Linked DNA regions of Homo sapiens: region 1 is linked to region 2. Evidence: chromatin contacts called from ENCODE Hi-C or POLR2A ChIA-PET data. All regions are on one chromosome and are shown on one strand. The core of a region is the stretch at or near the end of the contact, and the rest is flanking DNA. Distances in the headings are between cores, read along the strand shown.

Region 1 (5,096 bases), core at 1,696-4,195, 5.0 Mb before region 2:
GATGTTACTTTTGGGACTAGAAAAAAATTAAAAATTTAAAATATTTTAAAAATTAAAAAAAAAAAAAACTTCCAGTGGGGATGGTGCCATGTCTGAGAGGCCAAAGAAGAGACCCAGCGAATGAGACATAGGGTTATTTTTTTGTTCTTTTTCTTTTTTTTTTTTTCACTAGAGATGGGCCTTGCTATATTGCCCAGGCTGCTTTCAATCTCCTGGGCTCAAGGGATCCTCCTGCCTCAGCCTCCCAACGTGCTGGGATTATAAGCAGGAGCCACTGCACACAGCCAACATAGAGTTTATTGAAGGGCACTTACATAAAGAGTGGTCTGATGGAGGTGAACTGGACAGGAGAATTGCCACTGCTTGTAAAAATGCATGCAGTTGGCCAAGCGCGGTGGCTCACGCCTGTAATCCCAGCACTTTGGGAGACCGAGGCGGGAGGATCACAAGGTCAGGAGATCGAGACCATCATGGCTAACACGGTGAAACTCCATCTCTACTAAAAATATAAAAAATTAGCCGGGCGCAGTGGTGGGCGCCTGTAGTCCCAGCTACTTGGGAGTCTGAGGCAGGAGAATGGCTTGAACCTGGGAGGCGGAGCTTGCAGTGAGCCGAGATCGTGCCACTCCACTCCAGCCTGGGCAACAGAGAGAGACTCCATCTCAAAAAAAAAAAAAAAAAAAAAAAAGCATGCAGTTTATATAGCATTTTCACTTAACACCCATCCCCTGACAACCACCACCTGGCAACCTTCACTTAAACCAACACAAAGGGCCTTGATCCCCTCTACAGCATTCCATGGTCAGGACAAGAGCTCAGATGTTCCTTATAGATAAGGAATGAATCTCTGAGTTGGCATGCTTGGGACTCAGCATACACATTCAGGTGCATCTGCCATACAGTGTCATTCTCAGGGAATGTTTAGGTTATTGCTGTCAGGCGTGTCTCCCATACACAGATGTGTCTACCATACAGTTGGTCCTATCTTTTTTTTTTTTTTTTTTTTTTTTTTGAGACAGGATCTTGCTCTTTCACCCAGGCTAGAGTGCAGTGGTGTGATCATAGCTCACTGCAGCCTTGAATTCATGGGCTCAGGCGATCTTCCCACCTCAGCCTCCTAAGTAGCTAGGACCACAGGTGTGTGCCACCACACCTGGATAATTTTTTATATTTTTTGTAGAGATGGGGGTCTTGCCATGTTGCTGAGGCTGATCTCAAACTCTTGGCCTCAAGTGATCCATCCACCTCAACTTCCCAAAGTGCTGGGATTACAGGCAAGAGCTGCTGCTTCTGGCTAAGAGCTAGTCCTGTCATTATTACAAATTTACAAATAAAGAAATTGAAACTGGACTGGCCACAGTGGCTCATGCCTGTAATCCCAACACTTTGGGAGGCTGAGGCAGGTGGATCACCTGAGGTCAGGAGGTGGCTCATGCCTGTAATCCCAGCACTTTGGGAGGCCAAGGTGGGTGATGGCTTGAGCCCAGGGCTTCAAGACCAGCCTGGGCAACATGGTGAAACACCATCTCTACAAAAAATACAAAAATTAGCCAGGTGTGATGGTGCACACGTGTATCTCAGCTACTTGGGAGGCTAAGGTGGGAGGATCCCTTGATTCCAGGAGGTGGAGGTTGCAGTGAGCTGAGATCACGCCACTGCACTCCAGCCTGGGTGACAGAGAGAGATCCTGTCTCAAAACAAAACAAACAAGCAAAAAAAAAAAAACTCGGCCAAGTTCACAGTTAGTAAACGACAAAGTTGGAATATGAAGCCAGGCATCTTCTTGATCACTCCTAATCACTATAGTGTACTACTAATTACCAAGAAATAGACAATAACAAAGGTAGCAAATAACAAGGCAGGTAACCAAGCATAGTCATCAGTGATGTCGCACACTGTGAGTGGGACCAGGCCTCTCATAATCCTGCTTCCCTAATTTCTTCTTAGAAGCTCTAGTGGGACTCAGCCGGAAGCTGTGGCTTATGCCAGTGATCCCAACACTTTAGGAGGCCAAGGCAGGAGAATCATGAGGTCAGGAGTTCGAGACCAGCCTGGCCGACATAGTGAAACCCTGTCTCTACTAAAAATACAAAAATTAGCTGGGCATGGTGGTGCACATCTGTAGTCCCATCTGCTCAGGAGGCTGGGGCAACAGAATCGCTTGAACCCGGGAGGCGGAGCTTGCAGTGAGCCGAGATGGTGCCACTGCACTCCAGCGTGGATAACAGAGTGAGACTCCGTATCAAAAAAAAAAAAAAAAAAGAAGCTCTAGTGGGACTTATATCTGGAAAATCCCTCTCCCACTCTCTCACGGCCCACAGGATTGGCTGCTGGAGTCATAATTTCTCATGTTAGCCTGGAGTGAAATTGGATTACCCTAGTTAGGGACCTTGCACCCAGCAGCGTCTTTCAGAACCTCCTCCCCAGTGTTCATGTGGTTAGGGACTGTTCTACTCAGCAGTTGCCCAGCAGTTGCTTTAAGTAGACAGGCTGTTGTCTGGTGACTCATCTGGGGCCTCAGGAGGCTTCGTGGACGGCAAGCTGCCTTCTGCTCCCTTGCTCCTCTCCCCTCGCCCTCCTCCGTGGAAGTCCTGCCAGGAAGCCCATGGTCCAGCTCACGTCTTTGCTCAGGTGCCTCTGCCATGTGTTACCTAACTAGGGCTAAGGCTGGTTCTATCCTACTTCAGACAGTCCAAACAACTCTGAACTTCATTTTCCAGCAGCTGAGTGGCCCTAGGACCCAGGGCCTGTCGGCCTTCTCCTGTGCCTCCACCCGCCCACGCTGACCACTGTCCTACAGGTCAGAAGCAACCACTCCCACCCCCACTCCCCGCCTCTCAGTAGGTCTCTTCTCACGGCAGAAGGCCCCAGTGGCCTGCTCCGCTCAGGGATCCAAGCCTGCGGAGGACTGAGCCAGGGCTCCCCAGCTCACGCCTGCAGCCTCGTGCTGCTGCCTGATGACTCATCCTCATGCCCATGACTTCCTCCCACGCTTTATTTCAGGAAATTACTTTGGAGAATGACCTCGATTTTTTTTTAAACAATAGAAAAATACTTTTCATCTACAGGGAACAAGCGACAATCCCCAATGCTATTAACTGTTCCGACCCCTGCAAAAGAGGCTTTATAAAACCAGGCTAACAAGGACAAGGAAGGGGCAAATAGGGCTGTCCTGGTGAAAGTGGAAGAACGTTAACCATTTTGCTTCAAATAGAATAGGAAAGGAACAAGGGCAGTCAAGAAGAATGTAAACCTGAGAGAAATCGCATGTTAAGAGAAGCTCATCCAGCTACTTGAAGTGCCATCAAGTCTCTATGCCCAGACAAATTATGTCCTTGGGTGTGGGTTGCAAATTTTTTAGTAGTGTAACTTTTTCAGATAAATCTTAGAAGAACTCTAATTTAAAAATACCGGCCAGGCGCAGGTGGCTTACGCCTGTAATCCCAGCACTTTGGGAGGCCAAGGTGGGTGGATCACCTGAGGTAGGCAGTTCAAGACCAGCCTGGCCAACATGGTGAAACCCTATCTCTACTAAAAATACAAAAATTAGCTGGGCGTGTTGATGGACGTCTGTAATCCCAGCTACTCAGGAGGCTGAGGCAGGAGAATTGCTTGAACCCGCGAGGTGGAGGTTGCAGTGAGCTGATCGCGCCACTGCACTCCAGCCTGGGGGACAGAGCGAGACTCCATCTAAAAAAATAGACATAAAAATACCAAGGAGGCCGGGCGCAGTGGCTCACGCCTGTAACCCCAGCACTTTGGGAGGCTGAGGCGGGCAGATCGCTTGAGGCCAGGAGTTCCAGACCGGCCTGGACAACATGGCGAGACCCCACCTCTACAAAAACACAAGAATTACCTGGGTGTGGTGGTGGGCGCCTGTAATCCCAGTTACTGGGGAGGGTGAGACAGGACAATCACTTGAACCAGGAGGTGGAGGTTGTAGTGAGCCGAGATCAAGCCACTGTACTCCAGCCTGGGCAACAGAGTGAGACTCTGTCTCAAAAAACAATAAAAGATAAAAACACAAAAGAAATAATTTATGAATCTACATTTAAGTTAAAATTCATTTAGCATTCACTTCTCATAAAGTCAATCTATGAGAAAAATTACCATTTTGATGAACACCAAAATTTGAAATAATACAGGCATAACCATTGCAATCTTTTATCAAGCTCAGCATTTAATTTACTTCATATTGTTTTAGTTGCAAAAGATAAACACATATTTAAAAACAGCTTGCCTTGTCATTTATCTCATCTTAAAACTGATCCAATTTGGAAAAGGAATACCAGAACGTTTTTTAACTTTCAAAGTGAATTATTAAGACCACTGAAGCTGGATGCCATGGCTTATGCCTGTAATCCCAACACTTTGGGAGACCAAGGCAAGAGAATCACTTAAGTCCAGAAGTTTGAGATCAGCCTGGGCAACATAGTGAGACTTTGTGCAAAAAAGTTTATAAATTAACTGGATGTGGTACTTGGGAGGCTGAAGGTACTTGACCTCACTTGAGCCTGGGAGGTCGAGGCTGCAGTGAGCCTAGATCGTGCCACTGCATTCCAGCCTGGGTGACCAAGGAAGACCTTGTCTCAAACAAACAAACAAAAAAAGACTATTAAATTTCTTGTCCTAAATAAAAAGTTGGACACAAAACACAAAATACTCAAAACTTTTCATAAGCAGTAGAGCCTCAGGGTGGGTTACACATCGCTCGTGAATGCACAACTGAGGCATGACAAGAATATGAACCAAAAATCCTGAGCCTTGTGCAGCAGTTGTCTTCTCGGGAACATTGTCGCAGGAACAGATAGAAAAGGCCAGGGCAGACCCCTAACCTTCCTAATCAGTGGCACAACTCAGTAATTTTTGATGATGGAAGTAAGAATAGTAACAAGAGGCGGTGCTCTTGACTTGGAAGGGACACAAGGAAACTTTCCAGAGTGTTGGACACTGTCTATATCTTGTTATACGTAGTGATTATATGGAGTATATATGTGGGAAAATTCATGAGCTATACGCTTAAGAATTGTGCATTCTGCTGTAGATTAATTATACTTCAATGTCCTGTTAGCTGAAAGAGTCAGTGAAAGAGAGAG
Region 2 (4,517 bases), core at 1,758-4,257:
CCTGGTAGCTGGCACTTAGCTTCTCATGAGCTCTGCGATGTGTTTTCTGTGGAGAGAGATGGAAGCCCTGTGGCCTTGTGCAGGGACCTACCTCAGCTTTCTGGGCCCGGCTTTGCACATCTGGCCTCATGAAGGACGTGTAGCTGCTGCGGACTTCAGGGGCAGCTCCAGAGAGTTAGGCCTGCTGAACGGTTAAGTCCTGTTCTTTCCACAGAGCCAGTTTGATGTAGTGCATTTTAAGTCACACGGGGACCTTGAGGCACATGTTTTGTTATCCCTTAGGTATACTTGTTGCAATGATAGTAGTGTAGCAAAATATCCCAGCAAAACCTCCACTGGTGGCTGAGCCCACTGAGGACCTGTGTTTGCTGGGTTAACTTTCTCTCTGTGTAGTTCCTAAAGGACCGGAGTGTGTTGCCCAGCTACCCATGCTTTTCTGCTAGTCTACTGGACTGCCACGGAGCTGGCACTGCTACTGTTATTCTGATTTTGTAGTGTAGGTAATTGGGCAAGTCTCCCCTCTACTCTTCTTTGTAAAAGTTAATTATTTCTCCATTGAGTTTCTCAAAAAGAAATCCAGTTGGAATTTTGATTAGCATTGCATTAAATTTATAGGTTCATTGTTCATATAACTAGGTCTTTATAAATGTCATCCAAAGTAAGTCATCTTACATGAGGTCATCCTACCCAAAATGTGGAATGTACTCTATTTATTCAGATCATTTTATGTTTCCTTATTAGAATTTAAGACATGTTTTTAGAAGTTTTGGGTATTCTTGGCTATTACCTAGATATATTTTGTAATTCTTGCTGCTATTGTAAATGGTATCTTTTTAATAATATTTTTCAGCAGTTATTGTGGGTGGACAGAGATGTTGTTGATTTTTGCAGGTAGATTTTGTGTCTGGTGAACTTGCTGAACCTTCTGAGTTCTAATTGGTTTGAATCTGTTTTTTCTTTTTCTTTTTTTGAGACAGGGTCTCTGTCACCTAGGCTGGATGCAGTGGCACGATTTTGGTTCACTGCAACCTCTGCCTCCTGGGCTCAGTTGATCCTCCCACTCAGCCTTTGGAGTAGCTGGGACCACAGACATGTGCCATGATGCCTGGCTAATTTTTTGTAGAGGTAGGGTTTTGCCATGTTGCCCAGGCTGGTCTTGAACTCCTGAGTTCAAAGCAATCTGCCCATATCAGCTTCCCACAGTGCTGGGATTACAGGCATGAGCCACTGCACTGGGCCTGAATCTGTTTTTTCTAAATTGACAGGTTACTTTGTTTTTTTACTGCTACAGTAAGAAGCACCCTCCCCCAACCCCAGTTAATCTCTGTGATAGGTGGGGGTGGGGCTTAGGGGAAGGGTGACTCACTAGACAGGAGTTGAAAATGCCTGGGTTTTTGTGACACTAACATCTGTGTCCTCCATAGATGGAGCTCACATCACGGAGCTCATGAGAAGCTGAGTGCCAGCTACCACACACACATTCAGACATTTGCTGTCGGGCCACGGGCCATGCTGATGGAGAAAAGGTAGCCTAAATTCTCTGGTAACGGGGGTGAGAGAGAGAGAGAGAGATGTGGCGATGAAAATAAAGAATAAGGAAAGGAATAGCGACTTCAGGGGACTTTGCCTGGGTTGGGGCTCAGGCCGGGGCCTGGGAAGTATGAGAGACAGAGGGTGATAAAAGGGCATCAGGTGTTAGAGAGCAGCTGGACCAGAAGACCCACCATCCGGCAGCAACACCCAAAGACCTTTGGTCACATAATGTGGGGACGGGGAGGGAGGAGCTCTGGCACTGGAGATAGCCTTGGGCACCTGGCAATGCCCTCCCGCCCCTTCCCCGCTGACTAGTTCACAGAGGCCTTGCCCCATGCCACTGCACTGCCTTGACACTGACACACAGCACTGCCGGCCCAGGGACTTCTCAGGGTCCAAACCTCCTACATTCCCAGGGCTCCCAGAAATCAGAGCTGAACCCACAAGGCACACAGAGCTGGGCCTCTGAGCTGGCTCCCAAAAAGAAGTGTGTTGAGGGAAACATTCTCAGCAACATTGAGAATGTTTTCACTGGACCACTGTTTACCTTGTTTAACGAGAAGCTGTCACTAAGCATTAAGGTTTCTTTGATTTGGAGACTTCTCTGCACACCAGAGAACCAGTGGCATAGGGTTGCCTCCTGCTCTGCACAGTGTCTTCCGGGGCTGCTGGTGGCAGGATGTGGCGGCCTGGTTCAACAGCTGTGATTAGTGACCCTGATTGTAGCCGCTAGCTGAGTGATTGTAAAATCAGGAAGTGAGGAGGGTTTTGTGTTCCCTCCTGGCCCCTCCTGCAAGGAACTCTGGATGGAAAGGTGAACTTGCTAAGTGCAGTTGTGCTTTGCTGACATCTGCTCCCGTTTTTGCCCCTTCACTGCTTTTAATGAATTCTGGGTTCAGGCACCCTGAGCCCTGAACGTATGGAATCTGTCCTGGGAGAATCTGTTTGTTTTATAGAGGTGGTGATGAGCAGAGGCATCCAGGCAGGTCTATTCATGTGGGAAAGCAGAGAGTTGCCCTGGATCCTACTTAAGGCCAGACCCTTCAGGTCTCCAGAGGGGACAGGCCTGGCACTGTCTGTAAGCAACTCTCGAAGAAGCCAGACTTTTCCTGTAAATGTATAACCAAAAAAAAAAAAAAAAAAAAAAAAAAGACTATTTTGGAGCAAAGAAGCCAGAAAAAGGGCTAATGGGGGATGAGAGCGTAAGCCTGGCCCAGTGACCCAAATCCTGAGTTTGTGGAGGTGTTTACAGGGGCTGAACGGCCAGGCCCAGGCTGGCCCCAGGGAACCCCCAAAGGCCATGAGTGAGGCCTGCGTTTTGGGGTATGCTCCTTGTTTCCTGTGCCGGCCTGTCTCCACATGCTGGGTGGTTGTGAAACAACGGCTTGCAGTGACTCAGCTTTATAAATAGGACATTTACAGTGAAAATTACAGGAAATTCCCAGAGTCTCCTGCGGGGGCTTATTTTAGGTGTGTGGCTTACACAAGTGAAACCCCAGCCACCCTCTTCCAGCCTCTTCTCCCTGCAGCATCCTTGGGTATCTGATTTGAGGCAATTGCTTCTGTTCTGTGACAGGAAACCACCCCAGGAGGTCTGAGAGAAATGAGGAAAGGAGGCGTCCATCTCCAGCCCCATTCAGACACGCTCCTGGGAGAGAACAGCTCACATTTGGCTCACGCTTCTCATATGCCGAGCGCTCTGCTGTGTTACCTCAGTGACTTTCACTGACTCCCAAGGAAGTGATGGGGATGGGGAAACTGGAATTCAAACCCATTTCCAACTCCCTCCGGATCTCGAGAGATTAACCACAGACACAACTTTTCCTGAACACAGAACAAGAAGGCAAAAGGAAGCAGAGGTCCCTGTTTTCAGGAGAGGACAGGAGAAAGGTGCCAGTACCCTGGCCTTTGGTTATATTTCCCTTTCCCTCTTCAGTAACACATTTCTTGGCAGGACATCTTTTCTGGAAAACCAGACTTGAGCTTGGAGTGGCTCAACAGCCCTTGCTGTAGCTAGGTTTGATGGAGAAGCTGAGAGAGCTGCCTGCACCCGGGTAGGAGGCTCTGTCATGGAGGGGCTCAGGCCATTGCAGGTTTAGGGCCTAAATGTTGTGCAAATATTTGCCCAACAACTCCCAGTGTGCCTTGGAACAAGCAGCAGGAGCGGCCCTGGCTGAGTCCCTGAAGAGAAACGTGGATGTGATGACTTTGAATGGCTCCCAGCTTCTACTTCCTCATAATTTGCCAGGATCTCTGTCGCCAACGAGCCTGGTTACAAGGAGAGGGGGCTCCGTGCTAGCCTGCTAGGCATGATGGAATCTTCCGCATTCTCCAGATGAAGCCCGCACACCCATGCCTTCATCAAGCAGCAGGCACTGCCAATGCGTTTTTGAGCTACAGATTTGTATTCCCAGCAATCTGTGAGATTCTCCCCCTAGATCCTCGCAAAGCTTCTGAATTTATCGAGTTCAAAACAGAACACCCAAACTGGCTTGTCTTGTATTCTCTTTCAGTTAAGGCTGCCTTCCCTAGTCCCCCTAGTTAGAAACCATTGGCTCATCCTTAACCCTCTGCTGCTCTGCCCTCTCCCTCCCGAGTCTGATTGATTCTCCCTCCTAGCTCTCCCCTCAGTGCCTGGAGTGCATGGGTCTGACCCAATGGGTGGTTGGCAGGGGTAGGAGTGGGAGTTGGGAGGAGCACATGACCCAAGCTGAGCTCATTAGATCCCAGGGTTTTTCTAGCTGCAGCAGGCTCTTTTCTCTCTAGATGCTTGCTGGAAGGCTGGGAATCCAGAGGGGCCTGTGGCCATGCATCTGCAGCCTGGCAAAGCCTGCCTGCAGCAGCGAGGGGACATGCTGCAGGGAGAAGCCATGATGAGTGGTGGAGAGAGACTTCCTGAGGGGACAGAGCTCCCAGTACAGCTGTCCCCAAACCAGGTCCACCCCCTGCCCCCATCCATCCTTCACAGGCCACCAGGATTCTTT

The links. A loop is a pair of places that touch in the nucleus more often than their neighbours do. ChIA-PET counts read pairs that join two places held with the same protein, here RNA polymerase II (POLR2A). Pooled maps may share reads with other maps.
Region 1: a map with no recorded cell type shows a loop between it and region 2 (5-fold over the local background). The contact joins two enhancer-like sites. A Hi-C loop is called at or near these places in 1 of 37 single-sample maps with no recorded cell type and 2 of 50 pooled maps. POLR2A ChIA-PET finds 5 or more read pairs at or near these places in 1 of 52 experiments (AG04450).

Annotation. Positions count from the first base shown.
Region 1 is chr14:55,105,805-55,110,900 of GRCh38, reverse strand. No RefSeq gene overlaps it. Among named protein-coding and RNA genes, the nearest start is that of LGALS3, 21 kb to the left of the region's middle. RefSeq lists enhancers at 2,742-2,841, 2,388-3,587. Within about 2 kb of position 2,945, at least 37 of the 41 ENCODE cell types and tissues checked have a DNase peak (open chromatin) inside an H3K27ac peak, as active enhancers do.
Region 2 is chr14:50,059,626-50,064,142 of GRCh38, reverse strand. All of the region lies in intron 2 of LINC01599 (long intergenic non-protein coding RNA 1599), which reads left to right. Among named protein-coding and RNA genes, the nearest start is that of LINC01599, 43 kb to the left of the region's middle. RefSeq lists enhancers at 1,154-1,363, 1,834-1,903, 2,394-2,573, 2,774-3,063. Within about 2 kb of position 3,007, at least 35 of the 41 ENCODE cell types and tissues checked have a DNase peak (open chromatin) inside an H3K27ac peak, as active enhancers do.